Linked DNA regions of Homo sapiens: region 2 is linked to region 1. Evidence: chromatin contacts called from ENCODE Hi-C or POLR2A ChIA-PET data. All regions are on one chromosome and are shown on one strand. The core of a region is the stretch at or near the end of the contact, and the rest is flanking DNA. Distances in the headings are between cores, read along the strand shown. Region 1 has its middle 14 kb from the start of LINC02308. Region 2 overlaps PTPN21 (protein tyrosine phosphatase non-receptor type 21).

The links. A loop is a pair of places that touch in the nucleus more often than their neighbours do. ChIA-PET counts read pairs that join two places held with the same protein, here RNA polymerase II (POLR2A).
Region 2: a loop to region 1 is called in a map of posterior vena cava, with 34 times the contacts of the local background. The contact joins two enhancer-like sites. A Hi-C loop is called at or near these places in 1 of 168 maps with a recorded cell type or tissue (posterior vena cava). POLR2A ChIA-PET finds 5 or more read pairs at or near these places in 1 of 52 experiments (H1).

What each region holds. Positions count from the first base shown.
Region 1 is chr14:81,461,897-81,467,316 of GRCh38, forward strand. No RefSeq gene overlaps it. Among named protein-coding and RNA genes, the nearest start is that of LINC02308, 14 kb to the left of the region's middle. Within about 2 kb of position 2,780, at least 12 of the 41 ENCODE cell types and tissues checked have a DNase peak (open chromatin) inside an H3K27ac peak, as active enhancers do.
Region 2 is chr14:88,531,903-88,537,667 of GRCh38, forward strand. The region is part of intron 2 of PTPN21 (protein tyrosine phosphatase non-receptor type 21); the gene reads right to left. Among named protein-coding and RNA genes, the nearest start is that of PTPN21, 20 kb to the right of the region's middle. Within about 2 kb of position 3,474, at least 3 of the 41 ENCODE cell types and tissues checked have a DNase peak (open chromatin) inside an H3K27ac peak, as active enhancers do.

The sequences.
Region 1 (5,420 bases), core at 1,530-4,029:
TTTTTTTAGTATTTATTGATCATTCTTGGGTGTTTCTCGGAGAGGGGGATTTGGCAGGGTCATAGGACAATAGTGGAGGGAAGGTCAGCAGATAAACATGTGAACAAGGGTCTCTGGTTTTCCTAGACAGAGGACCCTGCGGCCTTCGGCAGTGTTTGTGTCCCTGGGTACTTGAGATTAGGGAGTGGTGATGACTCTTAACGAGCATGCTGCCTTCAAGCATCTGTTTAACAAAGCACATCTTGCACCGCCCTTAATCCATTTAACCCTGAGTGGACACAGCACATGTTTCAGAGAGCACCGGGTTGGGGGTAAGGTTATAGATTAACAGCATCCCTAGGCAGAAGAATTTTTCTTAGTACAGAACAAAATGGAGTCTCCCATGTCTACTTCTTTCTACACAGACACAGTAACAATCTGATCTCTCTTTCTTTTCCCCACATTTCCCCCTTTTCTATTCGACAAAACTGTCATCGTCATCATGGCCCGTTCTCAATGAGCTGTTGGGTACACCTCCCAGACGGGGTGGCGGCCGGGCAGAGGGGCTCCTCACTTCCCAGACGGGGCGGCCTGGCAGAGGCGCCCCCCACCTCCCTCCCGGACAGGGCGGCTGGTGGGCGGAGGGGCTCCTCACTTCCCAGACGGGGCGGCCGGGCAGAGACGCTCCTCACCTCCCAGATGGGGTGGCGGTGGGGCAGAGACACTCCTCAGTTCCCAGACGGGGTCGCGGCCGGGCAGAGGCGCTCCTCACATCCCAGAGGGGGCGGCAGGGCAGAGGCGCTTCCCACATCTCAGACGATGGGCGGCCAGGCAGAGACGCTCCTCACTTCCCAGACGGGGTGGCGGCCGGGCAGAGGCTGCAGTCTCGGCACTTTGGGAGGCCAAGGCAGGCGGCTGGGAAGTGGAGGTTGTAGCGAGCCGAGATCACGCCACTGCACTGCAGCAGGGGCAACATTGAGCACCGAGTGAGCGAGACTCCGTCTGCAATCCTGGCACCTCGGGAGGCCGAGGCAGGCAGATCACTCGCGGTCAGGAGCTGGAGACCAGCCCGGCCAACACGGCGAAACCCCGTCTCCACCAAAAAATGCAAAAACCAGTCAGGTGTGGCGGCGCGCGCCTGCAATCCCAGGCACTCTGCAGGCTGAGGCAGGAGAATCAGGCAGGGAGGTTGCAGTGAGCCGAGATGGCGGCAGTACAGTCCAGCCTCCGCTTTCACAACTTTGGTGGCATCAGAGGAAGACCGGGGACAGGGAGAGGGAGACGAGGGAGAGGGAGAGGGAGAGGGAGATGGGAGAGGGAGAGGGAGACGGGGGAGGGAGAGGGAGACGGGGGAGGGAGAGGGAGACGGGGGAGGGAGAGGGAGACGGGGGAGGGAGAGGGAGACGGGGGAGGGAGAGGGAGAGGGAGACGAGGCAGAGGGAGACGAGGGAGATCCTAAAAAAGAATTCTTCTAAGGAGCCCTTTTAGACATTTTCCCCTCCTAATTGTCCTTCTCCTCCCCACTATGTATAAAACTTTAATACCACAAATATACTGTCTATCTGTTTATGTTTATACATAAAGCTGTTTATAGGACCTCTTGGAGGATGACAAACCATTGTAATATCTAGGACTTTTTCACACCCTACCGGGAGCCCATTCTCTCCTCCTTGGAGTCACATCGCTCCCATTGACCACTCACGGTATAGGATGACTGTGCTAGTTTCCTAGGCTTATTGTAACCAATTACACCACAAACTTGGTGGCTTAAAACAACAGAAACTTATTCTCTCATAGTTCTGGAGTCCAGAAGGTCAAAATTAAGGTGTCTGCAGGGCTGTGCTACCTCCGGAGGCCCTAAAAGGGAACCCTTCCTGACCTCTTCCGGCTCCTAGTGGCTCCTGGCATGGCTTGTGGCAGCTGAACTCTGATCTCTGCCTCCATCTTCACAAAGCATTTTCCTCTGCTCTGTGTCTTCTCCTTTTCTGTGTGTCAAATCTCCCTCCACCTTTCCCATATAAGGACACCTGTTGGCCGGGCATGGTGGCTCACACCTGTAATCCCAGCATTTTGGGAGGCCGAGGCGGGTGGATCACGAGGTCAGGAGTTCAAGACCAGCCTGGCCAAGATGGTGAAACCCTGTCTCTACAAAAAATACAAAAATTAGACTGGCGTGGTGGCAGGTGCTTGTAATCCCAGCTACTCCAGAGGCTGAGGCAGAGAATTGCTTGAACCCAGGAGGTGGAGGTTGCAGTGAGCCGAGATCGCACCACCGCACTCCAGCCTGGGCGACAGAGTGAGACTCCCTCTCAAAATAAATAAATAAATAAATAAATAAATAAATAAATAATAAAATTTAAAAAATAAGGACACCTGTCACTGGATTTTGGGCCCACACTGATAATCTAGAATATCTCAGCTGGTGATCTTTAACTTTTTCCAAATAAGGCTACACACACAGGTGCCAGTGCCTAAGACATCTCTTTATGGAAGCCATCATTTAGTCACGATGATGACGAAAATATTTCTAGAGGCAGGGGGTGCATCACTTGCCTACAGAGGAACGTCACATTCATTCTTCAGCGACATCAGCCAGAAAGCTGTGTACACGTCACAACTCACACTGCTGGCCTAGTGTACTTTTTAACATTTTGTGATGTTTCTAGTAGTTACAGTGATTTTATTCCAGGAAATCTGGGGAGCACCTGTCCCTCAGATTTTGCCTACCCCAGAAAAGACGTCTGAAAAACTTCGAAAAACCCAGAAAGTTTTATCGCCTAAACTTTGCCTCAGATGTAGCCCTTTTGTGCCCTCTAGTGGAAATTACGGTAACTGCAGTCATACTTTTCCGAGGAACCGGTAGTCGCAGATTTAAAAAGATTAGTGAGACATAAGTTGCGTTTCAACCCAAAAAAGGAGCTTGGACCGTCTATACTATGATCCAATCCAATGTACTGTGCATCTTTGAGAGAAGCAATGCTAAACAGAGCAAAAGGAAACTGCCTGAGTTGTGAATTCGGTTCTTCTCTGCCCTGCACTTCCTTTTTACAGAAACAAAAGAAGTGGAGGCTGCTTGGGGGAGGAAGACAGAATGATGACAGCTGTGTATCTCCTCCAGCCATAAAATCCTAAGAAGGGGGTGCAGCGCTTTCCTTAAAGAGATATTAAAACGTCTTGGTTTTCAGTTTTTAATCGTACTTTGGCCAGAGTATCACTACTTGGTAACACTTTCATTTATTTATTATTATTTTTTTTTTGAGACAGAGTCTCGCTCTCTCACCCAGGCTGGAGTGCAGTGGCGCGATCTTGTTTCACCACAACCTCCGCCTCCTGCAAGCAGTTCTCTGCCTCAGCCTCCCGAGTAGCTGGGATTACAGGTGCACGCCATTACACCCGGCTATTTATTTTTATTTTTATTTTTATTTTTATTTTTAGTAGAGATGGGGTTTCACCATGTTGGCCAGGCTGGTCTTGAACTCTTGACCTCATGATTCACCCGCCTTGGCCTCCCAAAGTGTTGGGATTACAGGCATGAGCCACCTTGCCCAGCCGGTAACACTTTTAAGAAAATCTAAGCAAATCCTCCAACTATATTTCTTGCAATTTCTCATCATTATGATCTCATGACAGTGTCAACCTACTGGAGGAAGAAAGACATGCGTGGAAAGGCCATGCCCCGTGTAAGAATATTCACGCCCAACAGCATCTCCAGGTAGCATTCGTGGAAGAGTTAGCCCCCAGCTCCGTCACAGTGCCCCTCCTTCCTGGCACAAGGCCTTCGCCTTAATAAGCATTCAGGCGGTGTTGAGTGGAATTGCCACACTGTATCAAGGAGGGCGGGGGCTGCCTTGGTTTCTTTTCAGCGGTGGCTTAAGTACTCAGTGTTTCCTGCTTTTTGGTTGGCAAAGGGCTTTGTCACTTCAGTGGATTGCCTTCAATGTAGAGCCCTCCTGACCCAATTTCTGGAGCACCGCCACCCCACTGCGGGGTAGAAGTTGTCATCCCTGGGTCCCCCATGGGCCATGAAAGCACCTGCCAGACATACTCACTTTCTTTTCCCTCCTTGAAGCTGTTTTTCTAGGAGGGATTTCTCCTGCTTTCTTGGGAACAGGGAGAATTGATTGGGTAACTAGTTCAGAGAAATCTTACATGAAGTAGCTAGTTAAGTACACAGTGCCACATAAGTCGTTCAAGTACATTTGTATTTAGGCAGGTTTTCACAAGAGATGACTCTGGGTCTTCACTATCTTTCAGAATGTTATTTCTACTGGAAAGTCCATCTGCTCATTCAAATTCAAATATATATATATATATATATATATATATATAGCCAGCCGTGGTGGCTCATGCCTGTAATCCCAGCACTTTGGGAGGCCAAGGTGGGCGGATCACCTGAGGTCAGGAGTTTGAGACCAGCCTGGCCAACATGGAGAAACCCCGTCTCTACTAAAAATACAAAAATTAGCTGGGCATGGTGGTGGGTGCCTGTAATCCCAGTCACTCAAGAGGCTGAGGTAGGAGAATCGCTTGAACCTGGGAGGTGGAGGTTGCAGTGAGCTGAGATCCCACTGCTGCACTCCAGCCTGGGTGACAGAGTGAGACTCCATTTTATATAAATATAAATAAATAAATAAACAAACAAATATATATATAGATGGAGTCTCCCTCCGTGGCCGTCGCCCAGGCTGGAGTGCAGCGGCATCATCTTGGCTCACTGCAACCTCCGCATCCCGGCTTCAAGCGATTCTCATGCCTCAGTCTCCCTAGTGGCTGGGATTACAGGTATGCACCATCATGTCTGGCTAATTTGTAATTCAACTATTAATCAGTCCTAAGTGTTGGACATTGTGCCAAGCTCTGGGCACACACCACACTGGTGGGTGAGATGGACTGGTGCCTGTCCTTTTGAGATTTAACAATAGGGATATGAAGATTAATTAAATACCATAATCAATAAGTGCTATAAAGGGAAAACACGGGGGATGTATAACAGATGGTCTTGATTTAATGGGGGGGCAGTCAGGCAAGTCTGAGCAGAGACTTGGAGGAGAGTGAGCTTGGGCAGAGGGCAGAGGGAGGGAAAAAAGGCACAGCATAGTGTTGAGGCCCCAGCAGTGAGGAGAATTGAAATAGGTATGATGAATACTGCTCACGCACACACTCCCCCGTTAGTTCCATTAATCTCCATTAGCTCAGCTATTTCAGGTAAATGGATGTGGGAGGTCTCATTCTAAATTTGTAGACAAACTGAGTTGGTAGCAGTTAAATGAGAAGCTCTTACAAATTCCAACCAGGGAAGTAGCGTTAGTCTTGCCAAGCGCCTGAAGGCCACTGTTTAGGGAGTCCTTGAAGGTAGTGCTGATACCCGATTCACTGTGTCACCCTGTATTACACTTGATAGCAATTGATAGCATAAGTTATACACAGAGATGTGATCTAGA
Region 2 (5,765 bases), core at 2,224-4,723, 7.1 Mb after region 1:
AGAAATGAACTGGGAGATATTACAACCAATACCACAGAAATACAAAAGATCATTCAAGTCTACTATGAACGCCTTTGCGTGCATAAACTAGAAAACCTAAGGGAGATGGATAAAATCCTGGAAATAGACAACTCTCCTAGATTAAACCAGGAAGAAACAGAAACTCTGGACAGACCAATAACAAGTATTGAGGCTGAAACGGTAATTAAAAAAAAAAAAACTGCCAACAAAAAACAAGTCCAGGACCAGATGGATTCACAGCTGAATTCTATCACACATTCAAAGAAGAATTGGTACCAATCCTACTGAAACTATTCCAAAAGATAGAGAAAGAGGGAATCCTCCCTAAATCATTCTATGAAGCCAGCATTACCCTAATACCAAAACCAGGAAAGGACATAACAAGTACAGATATTTTCAGCTCTATTTTAAAATGTTTAAATACAACAAATTCAGTTCATTAAGTCTAAGAAAAAAAATGAGCCAGAAATAGACGAGCCTATGAGTTCATTACAATTTCTATTTTCTAATATCTATACTTACGTCAAGATTTTGTGCCGTTTGACAGTTAACTGGCAACCTCACGTGAACATAATTGAAGAACAGAGAATAGGGAAAAATGTGTTTGAGCAATCAAAAATACATATTAAAGTCAATGTTATAAAGTATATGCCCTTGACAAAGAAGAAATTTCTCCTATCTCTTTTATGGATTTTTTTTCTTATTTTATACATACTTTTAATGAGTTTAGCGATTTGGTAATCCAATCCAAAGCAGATTAAAAGATGACAAATTAAAGGAAAAGGGCTTATTTAATAATAGCAAGTTGGCAGTAGAGGGAAGTGATGGGCAACATTCTTTTTAGCAAAGGAGAACACGTACATAACAAACAAAAACCCCTTAAATAGAATTTACAAAGAATTACAAATATATGGGAGTCTGGAGTTACTTACTAAAGAAACAAATAACTCCAAACATTAATTAGTCATGTATTCAACAACAATCACTGTTCCTAAAAGCAGAGGTAGTATCCTTTATTTACGACAGATAGAAATTTATAAATTGTTTCCAAAACTTAGCACTCCAAATAGTTTGGACAAAGGAGTCAACCTTGTTTATCAGGCAAAGTTAGTTATGAAGCGCTTCATTTCCCAAAGAAATAACTTATTTCCAAGAAATAACTTATTTTCCAAAAATAACTTATTTTATATAAAGCTTTACAGTACTCTAGCCAATTTAATTGGGGTTTCATTACTTCACTTACAAGTACAAGCATATTTTCCAAAGCCAAACATGAAAGCTGTTTCCATTTCTGTTTTGGTACCTGCTGTTATTTGTTTTTTGAAAGGTTTAACTAGTAGCATAGAAGCTAATTACAGTCACGTGCCGCATAACAATGTTTTAGTCAACGACAGACCACAAATGCGATGGTGGTCCCCTAAGACTGTAACAGCTGAAAAATTCCTATCACATAGTGATGTTGTAGTTGCTAAGTTGCAGTGCAATGCATTACTCACATGTCTGTAGTGATGCTGGTATAAACAAACCTATCGTGCTACCAATTGCACAAAAGCACAGCACATACAACTATGTACAGTACATAACACTGGACGATAATAAATGACTATGTTACTGATTTATGCATTTATTATACTTTTTATTTAGAGTGTACTCCTATTTATAAAAAAGTTAACTGTAGGCCAGGTGCAGTAGCTCCCATCTGTAATCCCAGTGCTTTGGGAGACTGAGGCCAGAGGATCACTTGAGCCAAGGAGTTCAAGAACAGCCTGGGCAACATAGTGAGACCCCATCACAACAAAAAATACAAAAATCAGCCAGGTGTGGTGGTGTAGACCCAACTAGGAGGCTGAGGCAGGAGGATTGCTTGAGCCCAGAAGTTCGAGGCTGCAGTGAGCTGTGATTGAGCCACTGCACTACAGCCTGGGTGACAGAATGAGACCCTCTTTCAAATAAAAAAAACAGTGAACTGGAAATCAGCCTCAGGAGGTTTCCAGAAGAAGGCATTGTTATCATAGGGGATGACAGAGCCATGCATGTTACCGCCCCTGAAAACTGTCCAGGAGGACAAGATGTGGAGGTGAAAGAAAGTGTTATTGATGATCCTGACCCTGTTTAAGGCTAGGCTAATATGTGTGTCTTAGTTTTCAACACAGAAGTTTAAAAAGTGGCCGGGCACGGTGGCTCACACGTGTAATCTCAGCATTTTGGGAGGCCAAGGTGAGTGGATCACTTGTGGCGAGGAGAGTTCAAGATCAGCCTGGCCAACGCGGCAAAAACCCACCTCTGCTAAAAATTAAAAAAAAGGGGGGGCGGGGGGCGCTTGGTGGTGCACACCTGTAATCCCAGCTACTTGGGAGGCTGAAGCACAAAAATGGCTTGAACCCAGGACGCAGAGGTTGCAGTAAGCCAAGATCACGCAACTGTACCCCAGCCTGGGCAACAAAGTAAGACTGTCTCAAAAGAAAAAAAAAAAAGTTTAAAAAGTAAAAAACAAAAAAATACTTTAAAATAGAAAAAAGCTTATAGGGTAAGGATATAGATATTTTTGTATAGCTGTACAATGTGTCTGTGTTTTAACCTATGTTATTACAAGAGTCAAAAGTTTTAAAAATTTAAAAGTTTGTAAAGCAAAAACGTTATAGTAAGCTGAGGTTAATTTATTATCGAAGGCCAGGTGTGGTGGCTCATGCCTGTAATCCCAGCACTTTAGGAGGCCGAGGTGGGAGGATCACCTGAGGTCAGGAGTTCAAGACAAGCCTGGCCAACATGTTGAAACCCCATTTCTACTAAAACTACAAAAATTAGCCAGGTGTGGTGGTGCACGCCTATAATTCCAGCTACTTGGGAGGCTGAGGCTACTTGGGAGAATGCTTGAGCCTGGAAGTCGAGGCTGCAGTGAGCCATGATTGCGTCACTGCACTCCAACCTGGGCAACAGAGTGAGACTCTGTCTTAAAAAATTAAAAAATTGTGATATATTTAATGTAGCCTAGCTGTACAGTGTTTCTAGAGGCTACAATAGTGTCCTACTACTATAGTGCAACTTCCTAGGCCTTCGTATTCACTGACTCACCCACAGCAACTTTTAGTTCTGCAAGCGCCATTCACGGTAAGTACCCTATACAGGTGTACCTTTTTAATCTTTTACCTCACATTTTTACTGCACCTTTTCTATGCTTAGATATGTTTAAGTACACAAATACTCACCATTGTTATATATATATAATTACCTACAGTATTCAGTATAGTAACATGTTGGACAGGTTTATTATAGCCTACCAGGACTAGGCCACAGCACATAGCAGGTGTGCAGTAGGCTATACCACGTAGGTTTAAGTACTCCCTGTGATGTTCACACAACAATGAAATTGCCTAACGAATTTCTTAGAACATTTCCCTGTCCTTAAGTGACACATGGCTGTATTTCCCCCGGGTGACAATGCCTGAGATTCCAATAGCTGCCACTAGCATGGTGTGGTACAAAGAGCACTAGATTTGCAGGCAAAAGGCTCGGCCTTTGAGTCCTGACTTTACCACTTGCCAGCTCTGGAATGTCTCACTTCCTCACTGAGTCTGTTTCTTAATAGGGAATTTAACATGTACTCTTCCTTCCTCAAAATTGTGGTGAAGAACTTTGTAAGTTCTAATCGTACTGATAATACTGAAAAGCACTCTTACCTTTGTCATGGTACCTATATTTAGCAGATAGGATCTCTTCAGGTATGACAGAAAATAGAATAAAACTTGAATCAAGCATGCTTCTTCCTTGAAAATATCACTATTCAAATAACAGTCAAACTAATTTCTTCCTTTAAAGTCTGAACATACCAGGACTTTTACTAAAAGAAAGGCAAAAACTTTGCTACAGACAGGCCCATGTGCCTGAAATTTTAACTACTGCCTTGGTCTAGGATATCTTCCCAGAAGCACACATCCTCTCTTCCTTGAGTCCAAATCTTCTGGACTATGCACGTCCTGTTAATGGAGTTCGTTTAATTGTAACAGAAGTTTTCCAGCAGACAGCCTTTAGTTATTGGCGTTCAGTTCATGTCTCCTGCCACACTTTGTTATATAACTTTCCAGTGCTTTTCCTGATAAGAAACTTTACCTCCACGTGGCTTCTCTTTCTCCACAGCTGCATCCACTCTCACTGGTGATCAAAGCAAATTGACTTGACCTGTGGGAAACTCATTCCAGCAGAAGTTGTTAAATCACTGAATCTTCTAGCATCCCCTAGATCAATTCTCAATAGTCACTGTAGAGAATTTTGTGAAACTTTCATTGTCAGGTGTGTTTACATTCTCCCTTCCTTTCCTATTTTGTTATGAACAAACATATCAGGATAGTTTTCAAAAAGTTATTCAATGATTTCTTCATAGTTGTTTAAAATTTTTTCATAGCTACTCTTCTAAAATTGTACAGATAACTGTGCCTGCTTTGTAAACTACAGTAAAAATAAAAGTTAAAACAAACTTGGCTTCTTTTCAGCACAATATGGTTGACTTACTTTACATGAACTGATGTTGACTGAGAACAAAGTGATTTGATAACCAAGTTTTTTGTTCAAAGCAAAAGAGAGTTTACAAATTTGAGATGGGGAAAAAATGTGCAGCACCCAAATCATAGTCCCCTAAGGAGACGTCAGCTATTAAAAGCAGGTCCAAATCCTGTCAGAATGTAAACCCTTTCCTAATCCCTAAGTCATTTCTCGTCTAATTATTTTAAGAGTCTTTTTGGTTGTACTATTTTTAAAGTAGAGCAGAGGGACACAGAAATTAGCTGAAGGGTTTTTAAAGCCACTGATGCATTGGGTTGATAAAAGTTAATCCCATCTAAAATTGCAAATATAATTTCATCCTGATGCCTTTCTTAGACTAGGCAGAAGTCAGAAGACTTTTCATCAGGAAAGAGATGACAGAAGATAGCACTAGATAAAGTCTATCCCGGGAAGAGATCATCTAACAAGGGTAGTTAACAAGTATTAACCTAATTCAAGCCTGGAGCTTACCTTTACAGAGTCTGCCATAAATAATGAAGTATCGTACTTCTTCCTTGTGACAGATAGTGGCGGTCACATTGCCTCAAAGCAGGCAGCATTTTTTCCTTTTCTGTTTAATTTTAATCAGTTTTCTTCTATACTTGATCAAATAATATATATTTTACAGCCAAAGTGGTAATATGCAATATCATTATACTCTATTACAACTAAATGAAGACTCAAGAAAATAATCAAGAGTACATCTTGACCTTCTAAATTATTCTGAAATTATACTGAAGTCCAAGTAACTGAACTTCTCGTGTGGCTAGATTTTTGTTGTTGCTGTAGCATTTATCTTTAAGGAAGAGTCAAATGATAAGACAATTTCAGGGACTGAAAGACAGTAGGAGGCACAAACTGAGATTACTGTCCACATGGATGAACTGCTTATCTCTTTTCTATTTACTATCCTGGACAATGAGATGCTATGAATATGATGCCTCTGAAACACAAATAAATATACTCTATTTTTAACTGGACTAATGTTTAGAAAGATTCATCTATTCATTCAATGAATATTGATTGAATACCTACTACATGTCAATCACTGTTCTGGGAACTAGGAATACAGCATTGAACATGAGAACAAAATTCCTGCCCTCACGTAACTTAATTCCAATAGGGAAAAATAGACAAGCAAAATATATATTATGCCAGATACTGATAAGTGCTATGGAGAAAGATCTTGAATTATAAGATTAAGACAA